2 separate regions of the Mus musculus genome follow, and region 2 is linked to region 1. The links are chromatin loops, found by intact Hi-C in ENCODE. Cell type or tissue: left cerebral cortex. All regions are shown on one strand.

The links. Hi-C counts contacts between places; a loop is a spot of excess contacts. Peaks named below come from ENCODE experiments on the same cell type or tissue, not always from the same donor. Only the 100,000 strongest peaks of a DNase experiment are listed, where the experiment ranks them.
Region 2: a loop joins it to region 1, with 14 times the contacts of the local background. A loop is called at or near these places in 4 of 42 quality-filtered maps.

Annotation. Positions count from the first base shown.
Region 1 is chr10:43,071,677-43,076,676 of GRCm38, forward strand. Sobp (sine oculis binding protein) reads right to left here. Exons shown (of 7, transcript NM_175407.3): 5 at 2,917-3,012. Among named protein-coding and RNA genes, the nearest start is that of Gm47815, 39 kb to the left of the region's middle. In left cerebral cortex, a CTCF peak has its summit at 4,368 (motif pointing right); DNase peaks (open chromatin) are centred at 1,088, 1,898, 4,038 and 4,812; H3K27ac peaks cover 1,729 bases.
Region 2 is chr10:43,166,117-43,171,116 of GRCm38, forward strand. All of the region lies in intron 1 of Sobp (sine oculis binding protein), which reads right to left. It overlaps Gm51799 (a long non-coding RNA gene), which reads left to right. Exons shown (of 3, transcript XR_003949000.1): 3 at 1-3,563. Among named protein-coding and RNA genes, the nearest start is that of Gm51799, 4.4 kb to the left of the region's middle. In left cerebral cortex, a CTCF peak has its summit at 897 (motif pointing right); DNase peaks (open chromatin) are centred at 3,045 and 4,938; H3K4me3 peaks cover 837 bases; H3K27ac peaks cover 346 bases.

The DNA of each region.
Region 1 (5,000 bases):
TCCAGGGAGAACCTGAGTGATCATATGGAGACTGGCGATGGGACTGGAATCTGGTGCAAGCACTGGTCGCCATGGCTGGCTCCAACTGTTCTCCATTCTTAGTCTTGAATGTTAATAGTGCTGTTAGTGTCAAGACCGACAGAAATCTCTCATACTTGCTTTTACTGAAAGTTGTTTCCTTTGGTCATAGTTTGATTATAAAGCAAATTTCCCTCTTACACACACACACACACACACACACACACAGACACACAGACACACAGACACACACACACCTGCCTATGAAGAGCTAGGTGACCACACTGAACTCTGACCCATCCCATAGGAATTGTTTATGTAATCACTAGCCTTTATAGCCTTGTGCTTCCAAAATTAATTTAGAAACCACTATGTTACCACCAAAGAGAGAATCTTGGTCAGCAAGCTAAATATCTCCAGTCATGTGTATAGTGCATTAGTGTGAAGGCACACATCACAGTTTGGGATTTAATGGAAAAATCAATACCGTACAGGAACTCTACAGTTGCACGCACAGTCACTGCTATAGCCAATGCTTTCTTTGTTGGTGCCTTCTGATTACATACGCTTGTGTATTCCAGGCATACTCTGATTTTACTCTGCTTGCTTGCTTTCTCTCTCTCTCTCTCTCTCTCTCTCTCTCTCTCTCTCTTTCTTTCATAAGTTACTCAATAGTTCTGCCTCTTCCAAGAAGTGTGGGCTAGGGGAGGGACGCAGAGACATTCAACCATCAATATCATAGAGTCAATGTCCTGTCTACCTGGTCCAGGCCCCTTTCTGTCTGAAATCCCTATAGCCCAGGGGGACAAGCTTTCAGCTGTGTGCTTCTGGTCACCTGGGAACACCAAAGACCTCTGCAATCCCAGCTTTTCTCATGCTTTCCCAACAGGCTGCTGCTGGGGCTGCAGCTAGCCAAGGAAGACGCCAGAACCACCCTTAAGCTAAAAAGGCACTTTGGAGTAGAGTTTGCAGTCCTCCCTGTCAGATTCCTTAAATATCTCCTCCAAGCTGTAGTAAGAAAACTCCAAAGTTGTATTTCTCTCTTAAGAATGAACAATTCTTTTGCAAAGGAATAGTCCTGCTCAGGCCTTAGCAACAGCCAATCACCGCTATTCTTAACAGCTGGCCGCTGTTTGTAATTTCTTCTTAAAGAGATACGCTTACTTGTGCTTTCTGTCTTCTTTTTCATCATAGGGAAAGTAAGCTGAACAAGGGCAAGCATTTCTAACAGAAACTGCAGTGAAGCTCGCACCAAACCTCTCGAAACTCCCGCCAACTCAGCAGGGCTGTCAGTCAGGCAACGCAAGCGTGTGCACCTTCTCTAAACGGATCTGGAAATGATGTTCACATTTTTTTTTAAAAATTTTCTTTTCCTCCAGTATACTCTAAAGCACATTTACTTTTCCAACACATAGGGGAAACCTAAGAATGGTATATTAGTCTTCACAATCTTTCTACAAAGAAGGGAGCCAGTCCTAAAAGCATTCTGATCCTAAAACAGCACAAATGCTCCCCTCTAACCCCCAGGCATGGATGACCACAGTTACCAAGACGGCATTAAAAGCATTGTGAAAATACCCTGAGGAATATAAAATGTTACAGCAGACCTGGATGTTTAAGAGCCCTCAAATAAAATATCAGGCGAGTTAAATTTTCATGCCAACAACTGCATTTATAAGCAGTGAGTCTGCCTGCAGCATAGTTGGTCAAGGGCGCTGCACACACGGGCTGAGTGGCACCATTGTGACCGTGTCTGCTGTGCTGCCTGAAGGAGGTTCTCACTCTGCAGCTGCTGCAGCTGGAATGGACAAGGCCTGTACCATTCACTCTCCTGCTCTCCGGTCGCTTTGTGTTTAACGGACAGTTACTGTCAGAGCCAAACCCAAAGGCTGTCACTCGTGGGAATTCCTAATGCAGTGACCTGGCAAACCTCTAAACTGGGCCAAACATCCAAACAGAAATGAAGCCACCTCAAATGTTAACAGCTGAGCATCTTCATCTTCTTTCCCTGTTTTCGTTTAGTTGGAGCAAATGTTTTGCTTTAATGCAATTGAAAAGAAAAGAACATTTAGGGACAGCACGCTAGATCCTTCCGAAAGCTTCATTTTCAAAAGCAGCGTTTGACTGGCCAAATAAATGACAATTCATTCTCTGTTTACTTTAGGTAGACAGAAAATGCATTGCTGAGCACTCGTTTTCAAAAAGCTAATCAAGGATGTAAGGCCCCAACAGATTCATTTAATAGAAATATAATAGACATTCCTGCTTGCTTCTCATCGTGTCTCCCTGTAAATGCTAAAATGAACAGCAAATTAACCTTGCGTTGGAACCTAGCTTTGTCACAGCTGATGCTCCCCCCACAACAGTAAACATCCCCCCACCCTGTCACTACTTCTAAGCCTTCTGCAGGGGAGAGACGATGGAGTTTGGCAAGAGAGTGGAGGAATACTTGAATCCTAAAGGGAGTGCTGTGTGTCTAATGGGCTCTCTTTCCTATCTGAAGCAAACTCAGCCACCTTTGTCTGCTACAATAGCACACATCTCGGGCGTAGGAGGAAGGGTGGGGTGGGGTGGGGCATTCTTCAAGCTCCATGTATCGAAGTTATATTTTTATCTTTACTAGCCATTCTCCAAGTGGCTGCTTAGAAACTACAATCCAAAACAAGCTAATAAAGAAAGGGCCATTCAAGCTTTAAAATCAGATATAAAAGATTTGCAAACAACTCGAGATCTTATAATTAATATGCAGTGATATCAGAATTAGCACTTAGAACTCTATACAGAAAAATATAATATTTCATAAATTATGTAATCATGAACAAACCCTTGCAAAAAAAAAAACTGTTTTCACTGTGCTAAAGTAACATTCTAGACTTGTCGTAAGTATATCATTCTTACAAGTAGTTCGCAGTTATTCTTGAAGGCAAGCCTTGGAGTTTCCTTAGCATAGTGCTGCTGGGGAAACGTTTCAGCACGTCCATCTTCATCTCTAGCCTGAAGGGAAATATAATGGCCTATTTAGGGACTTACAAATAATGGTAGGAAAAAAAAAGCTCAGATCATTAAACAAACGGGAATCCAGAAATAACAACATTATTAAGAAGTTTGTTTAAATACGCAGTATGCCCTTTAGGTATCAAAATTTGAGATTTGTTTTTCTTTAGACTGTTTGGTTTCAACATGCAAATTCATCATGGTGGAATAGTTCAAAGAACACAGAGCAGACCCAAATCAACTGATTTTGTTGGGTGTCACCAACACTCGAGTGTTGTAGTGACACAGTTCCTCACACGGTCAGGAGACTGTGACATACATACGTGTTTAAACGTTTTTGACATGCTTAAGCAATCTCTAGATAAAGCATTTTTAAGAAATTCTAATAGCAAGGCCATAAGAAAAGCAAATTGCATAGTTATATTTTGAACTGTAATATTATTAGAGATAAATTGATGCCCTCAATTTTTAAATAAAGATCCAAAGGATCAATGATCTCATAAGAACAATGATTCTTCTATTAAATGCAGTTAAAAAAAAGATTTAATTAAGAAGCTGCATTAGAAGTTCCTGGTTATTTTGATCTAGGCTGTCAATTGAGAAAGCTGATGTTTCAACAGAGGCATCCGCATTATTCACCAGCAACACCCACTGAAGTCTTCTCTTCCTAACCTCCATTGGTTTCTGACTTGGAGGGGTGTGAGGGAGAGGTGGGTGAAAGGGGCATGTCCAAAGTACACTCGTTAATCCATTCATCAGGGGGACATTTGCATCCTGCAGCTCTCATGTTCTCTTAGCCCTAACTGCTTATGCTCTCCCTCCCTCTCTCTTTCTCTCTCTCTCCTCTCCTATCTCTATCTCTCTATCTCTCCCTCTGTCTCTCTCTATCTCTATCTCTCCTGGCCCTCCTGAAATCCACAGCTGAGCTTGCCTCCCTCACATATGGCTTGCATATAATTATGCATATTCCATTTTGCACTGCATTAAAATGATGAGCTCCTGGCTCCCTGCCAGCTGATTTTTAAGAGCCCCAGTGAAGTAGGAAAAAGGAGAGAAACACAGGGAGAGCCGCACAGGAAGCAGCAGGTAGCTCTGTCTGCTGTCTCTTTAGATAAAATGTATGTCTGGCACGGAGGGAACAGCTGAGAACTACCTGTTGTGATATACGGGCCGGAGGGGGAGGGGCAGCGAGCAGAGTCAGTGACACAGCAATGACAGTGCTTACGTATCATTTCCCTGACAGAGTGAAATCTACCCCGACAAGTGTCACTCAGAGCTCCCCCGCTACGCTGTAGGCTGTTGTTTCTAAAGGAATCCATATGTACTCTGCATGTTTGAAAATTGCACCACTTGTATCTAGTGAAGGTTTCTGTTACTCGTCATGAGGCCTCTAGGTGGAATCGGGGAACGAAATGACATGGTCAGGAGTTGTTGGGGCTATGGCGAGTCTGTGTGGAAGGGATAGCTCTGCTTGGGGCTCATTTTTATGTGTTTTTTTTAATGAATATCTTGGTGAGGTAGTACCGTTTCCTTATACTCTTATCCCCATAAAGCCAGAGAAAAATTAAAATGTGTTCTAGGATAGGCCCTATGTGACAGGGAAAGAAGCAAGCATCGTGGCCTCTGGCTGGACGGTCACCTGAAGCCTATAATGCCCCTTGCCAGTGCAGCAGGACTGCTCTGCAGTGACATCGCCGTGTGGGATGATGGAACTCAAAGGGGACCCATTTTAAACCCCAACAGACTGAGGCAGCAGTGAGTACAGAGACGGAGGGAGCTGGAAGCAGGCTTTGAGATGCCAGTGGGCGGCACCCATATTAACTTCTTCACAGCAAAATCCTAAGTCACTGTGTGATGGACAGACCCCTTAAAGGAAGGAACCACATTCAAGTAACCTGGCCATGTCCGGTGAGTTGTACCTATCTGGATGGTAACTAGACCCTATCGTAAACAACTTTTGAAAATACCACCTCAAGATATGTCTTGCT
Region 2 (5,000 bases), 94 kb after region 1:
TATATTCTTGTTGAATCTAAATTCCCATAATGTTCCTTTGACAGTCTTCTCATTCAACTAGAGGTCTTATACAAATGTCAAAGCTCAGGGCTAGAGATATAGTTGGTTGATCACTCACCTACCATGCACAGAGTCCCAAGTCAGGCCCCTTGCACTGCATAAGCTGGGCATTGTGGCACATGCCTGCAATCACAGCTCTGCAGAGGTAGAAGCAGGAGGATCGGGAACTCAAGGCCTAAGTCTGCTACATGAGGATTTCAAGGTCAGCCTGGGCTATGTGAGTGAGGCCTATCTCTGTTTTCTTCAAAGAAAATGATAATACTTGTGAGAACACTCATATTTCTGAGAACTCTAATTGCTACAACTTTCAGAAAAGATAATTTAACTGTGAATTAAAATCTTTAAACATTTAAATACCATTTGACTTGGCAATTTTATTTGTATCCATTAGCAACTAACCTAAGAAAAAAGGTACAAAAAGATATATGTTCAGAAATTCTTATCTCAATGCTGTTCTCTTAGGGAAAAAAAAAAAAAACCTAAGTGTCAAACAATTGGAACTTTGTTAAATAAATTTCAGTCTAATCATACAATAAAATACTATTTTGCCACTAAAATATGTGTGGTAAATACATTTTAGTAACTTAAAAAGCTATAATAAGTTTTAAAGGAAAATCCATTGCTTTTTTAAAATTGTACATCACACATGGAAAACAGCAAAAGTATATAAGATGCTGACAATTTTGTTTAGTGGGGAAATTAGAGCTTTATTTTTTTCCTATTGTTTGCCTGAGATTTATTTGATTACTTTTATTATTTGTGCTGTAGTGCATGTGTGTGTTTATACTGTGTGGGAGTATGTGTACTTATGTGTGCAGTGCCTTTAGAGGCCAGATGAGGGCATCAGATCCTCTGGAGCAAGAGTTACGGGCAGTTGTGAGCCGCCTGACATGAGTGGTTCCAACTCAAGTCGGGCCTCTGTAAGAGCAGTGTGTGCCCCTAAGAGCTAAACATCTCACCAACCCCACTCTTTGCCCATTTCTATTCCTCCTTCTGCTATCTCTGCCATGACTGTGTGCTGTTTTTATAAAAAATAAAAAGGTAATTTCAATTAAAATTAATTAACCTATAGTTTCACTCATAGGCAACCATATCAGTCATACCCACAATTTAAATGGTAATAAAAAGAAACTGTCAGTTACATTACCGAACTTCACAACATTCTGACATGTATTATCAAAAAGCAGAGCACATGAGAAGCACTTTCAAAGGAAGAGGAAACTCCCAATGCAGAACAATTCACAAGCTGGGGGAGAGGGTTCCGGGAAGAGGAGATTCTGATAGTCTCTGCTAGGCATGGTTATCAATATAACCATAGCATTATAGAATGATAATTAGTTCTGGAAAATATTTTCTCTCTCTTGCTGTGTCCGTATGTTCTGCCTGACTTGTGGGGTCAACTCTTAAAGTCCCATGGACTTGCTAAGAGAGATAGATGAGGAAAGGGAGAGAGGCAGAGCCTTACTCTATTCCAGATGGAGTAAGAATGTACTCGCTTAGATGAGGCTCAGCTCTGTGCTGAGGAGGGGCCAGCGGCTGAGTCTAAGATGTCTCTCGTAACACAGACCCAGTGGACTAGTTTTATTTTATGGTTATGCTAAGAGAAAGGTCAGGAAGTGGAATTTAGATAGTGCAGAAGAGATGTGTAAAAAAGCCCCTCGCAGATTACAAAGTGCTTCCACATTTATAGTCCCACTGGGTCAGATGGCGGAAGATTGACTCCCCACGGATGGCTCATTAGGTGGCCATAACCATGCGCAACTAAGACAAGTGGCCTGAGTAGCCTGAGTCGTATAAACTGTATACAGGGAACTCTGTTTTTATTTGTCTGGCTATAGTTTCCTAGCTTCAAGTCCTTTACAGACAATCACAGTGCTTTATTTTGGGTCACTTTGCAACATTGTTACCAGCCATCTCCACAATGATCTTAATAGTTAGTGCAGGGGATACATTATAACACCAATACATACCTAGAACAACTGAGAAGAGTCCTTCTTCTCTACTGATAGTTTCCAAACTCCACAGTTATACAATTGTCATATAAAACCAAAATCATGTACTGATGCATATAAAATCTGCCTTGCTTCCATGACATGTACAATAAACAATCACGTGCCTCATTGTACTTTACTGCCAAGACATCAACTGCCCTAAAAGGGTCAAAGGAATGCTGGAAACGTATAGCTACTGGCTGGGCTGGCACAGTGGCAGGCACGGCAGGTGTACAGCTGCATGCAGCTGTGTCGGATCACAGCTGCAAAAGTAGCCTTAAAACAACTTAAGTCACCAAAACCTGTTGCATTTTTTTTCCTGTCTGTATCAGAGACATTGGCTTTCCTGAAGTTTGGTGTTCTCAAGGCTTTTGTGAGAGGAGAGATACTAACAACCATCTATCAGTCTACAGTCCCTAAAATGTACATTCAGCAGACCTTGCTTACAGGAGCATCCACGTCTGTTTCTATGTTTCAACTGGCACTGTTTTTAAAAAGTGGTCTATTTTTGCCTCCTTCTACACTGTAATATCCCTTCTCTTTCAGGAAAACATTCAATAATTTCATTAGTTAGAGAAAGCAAGTGTGGCCAATATCTCAGTCCTGAAGAGGAAGTTTTAGACCTCAGGAATATAGTTTATGTCCCACCTTCTCATTTTTCTAATCTAACACCTTATTCTTTTAAAAAAAAAAAAAAGAAGTGTAAAGCCTTCTTAAGTCAAACAGACATTTCCTCGGACATCAAGATGCAAAGAGTCTGGCCTTTCTCTGAAAGTCCCTGTTTAGAGAACCACTGTGCTCACTAATATTTAATCTTCACTGAGGCCCTGTTTTGGACTTTCCTTAGAACTCCGTTCCCTCTTCGTTCCTATAAGTCTGTCTGTCTTTCACAGAAGAAAAGCAGGGCTTGGCTCCTTGGAGCGGTGCTTGGCAGGCCGCGAGGCAGGAAACACAGAAGGGAATGAGTCTGTCAGACTCATTTTCTTCTATTGCAAATGCTTATTTCAGATTCGGGAGGAAGTGGAGGGCTCCTTTTCCATTTCCTAGTATCTGGAGCCTACAAGCTGTATAAGGCTTAGAGAGCGGTATTATACCACGCACCATACCCATCCAGTCACCAATGGAGACTCATAAAAATCCCATCCTACCAGAGCAGAAGGCTTAACTCTCAGAGCCCTCGTACCATCTCTTAAGGTCGGTCCAGTCGTAATGAGTAACTGGGAGAAATGCTCAGCAGTATTCCAACCCTGCTCCCAAGGGGCTAGGGTTATGCCCCACTTACCTTAGTCCTTAGCCCTGCCAGAGGCTCCAGCTCAGCCTGATATAATGTGTTAAAGGTCTCCAGTAGAGGTTGGTCCCAAATCCACTTACTAAGATCCTGAGGCATACTGCAACTGGCCCCAGAATGGTGTTTCCCAAGCTAAGCCTTAAGATATACCTATTTTGGACATAAGTTCATTTCAGCCTTAAGCACAGGGGCTTTTCCAGGCCATCCCCTGATTTCTATCCCTTTCTTTTATAACATCAAGTCATTCAACTCCGCAGCTTCCTTTCCTGTCCCAGCAATTAACATTTCTAAAGCCCAACAGAGACCATCAGAGAACCAACCAGAAATTTTCCTACTAATCCTAACAGATGTGAACCCCTCAAACTGTGGGAGACAAGACCGAAGTATAATTTTAGCCACAGATTAGTTATTGATGATATTTGTAGAGAGAAACCTTCAGCAAAAGTGAGATCTTGTGGCATTTCACACAAATAGCCCTATAGTTGAGTACTTGATAAAGAAGCCAAACATTGTAAGTAAATTAAGGATAATGGGAGGTCTCCAGGTCAGAGTGCCCACCCAACCTGAGCACATTAGATTGGTCAAAGTTTTAAAAGATAAAAATTTGACTCATTATCTCTATTTATAGTTTAGAAATTTTTGAATTGTGTTATTGTTTGGGACCTGCTGAGCACAGTTTACTGAGGTTTATATGCACAAATACATATCTTGACTATATATATATATGTGTGCGTGTGTGTGTGTGTGTGTGTACACACACATATACCTATGTGTATATATATTATATATGTATATATATTATATATATATATAATTTGTACATTCATTAATACATAGCTTTTATATGGTATCTACCACGTTCTGGGAAAATTCCTGAGCTAATTAACTCTTCCATATGTTGGAATTTCTCTGTGTTGACTTCCATGAACTATGACACATGTAAGGAACAGCCTATCAGAGTTACATTGACTTAGATAGAATCCCCATAGTCATTTTAGAAGCCCAAAGTAAGCAAGCTATACAACTTTTTGATTGCTAGCTCAGTTTTTAACATCTTCTTTACTTCTTTACTATGCCTATTAAGTAAGGCGTCGTAATTATAATTATAAGTATAACGAAGTCCCTAGCAGAAGAATTTGCTCAGTTCTTCTTTAAGCCAGGAAAAATCAGCATCCAGAGAAGAAAAGATAAAGAAAAACCACAAAGCTCACAGTAAGACAAACATTCCAGCTGGGAGGATATTTCCCCTGAAGGACACCAGAGCCAAGCTATGCCAAGTCGTGTACTTTTCACACACAAAATTATATTGTATCACATTTTAAATTTGTTACAACTGCCATGTCCATTAAACCAGTGATAAGGAAAACGTAACTCTATCTGATCTAGTGAAACAGCAGCCAGCATTAGCCCACAGCCTCGTGAAGACCACCCCCACTGCCATCACTGGTGTCAGCGAAACCTCATCGAGGTTGGCTTCTCCAGCCATTTTTAGCTAACTATGTGATTGTCACGATTAGAAAAATCTTGAAGTGTCTGAGTGAGGCAGTTCTGCCGGCCGCTCCCGACACTCTGCATTTGCTGCACTTAAAATAGACACTTGTACCAGTGTCCTTTCTATTACCCAAAGGAGAAAAAAAAATCACATACACACCAGTCCCTTT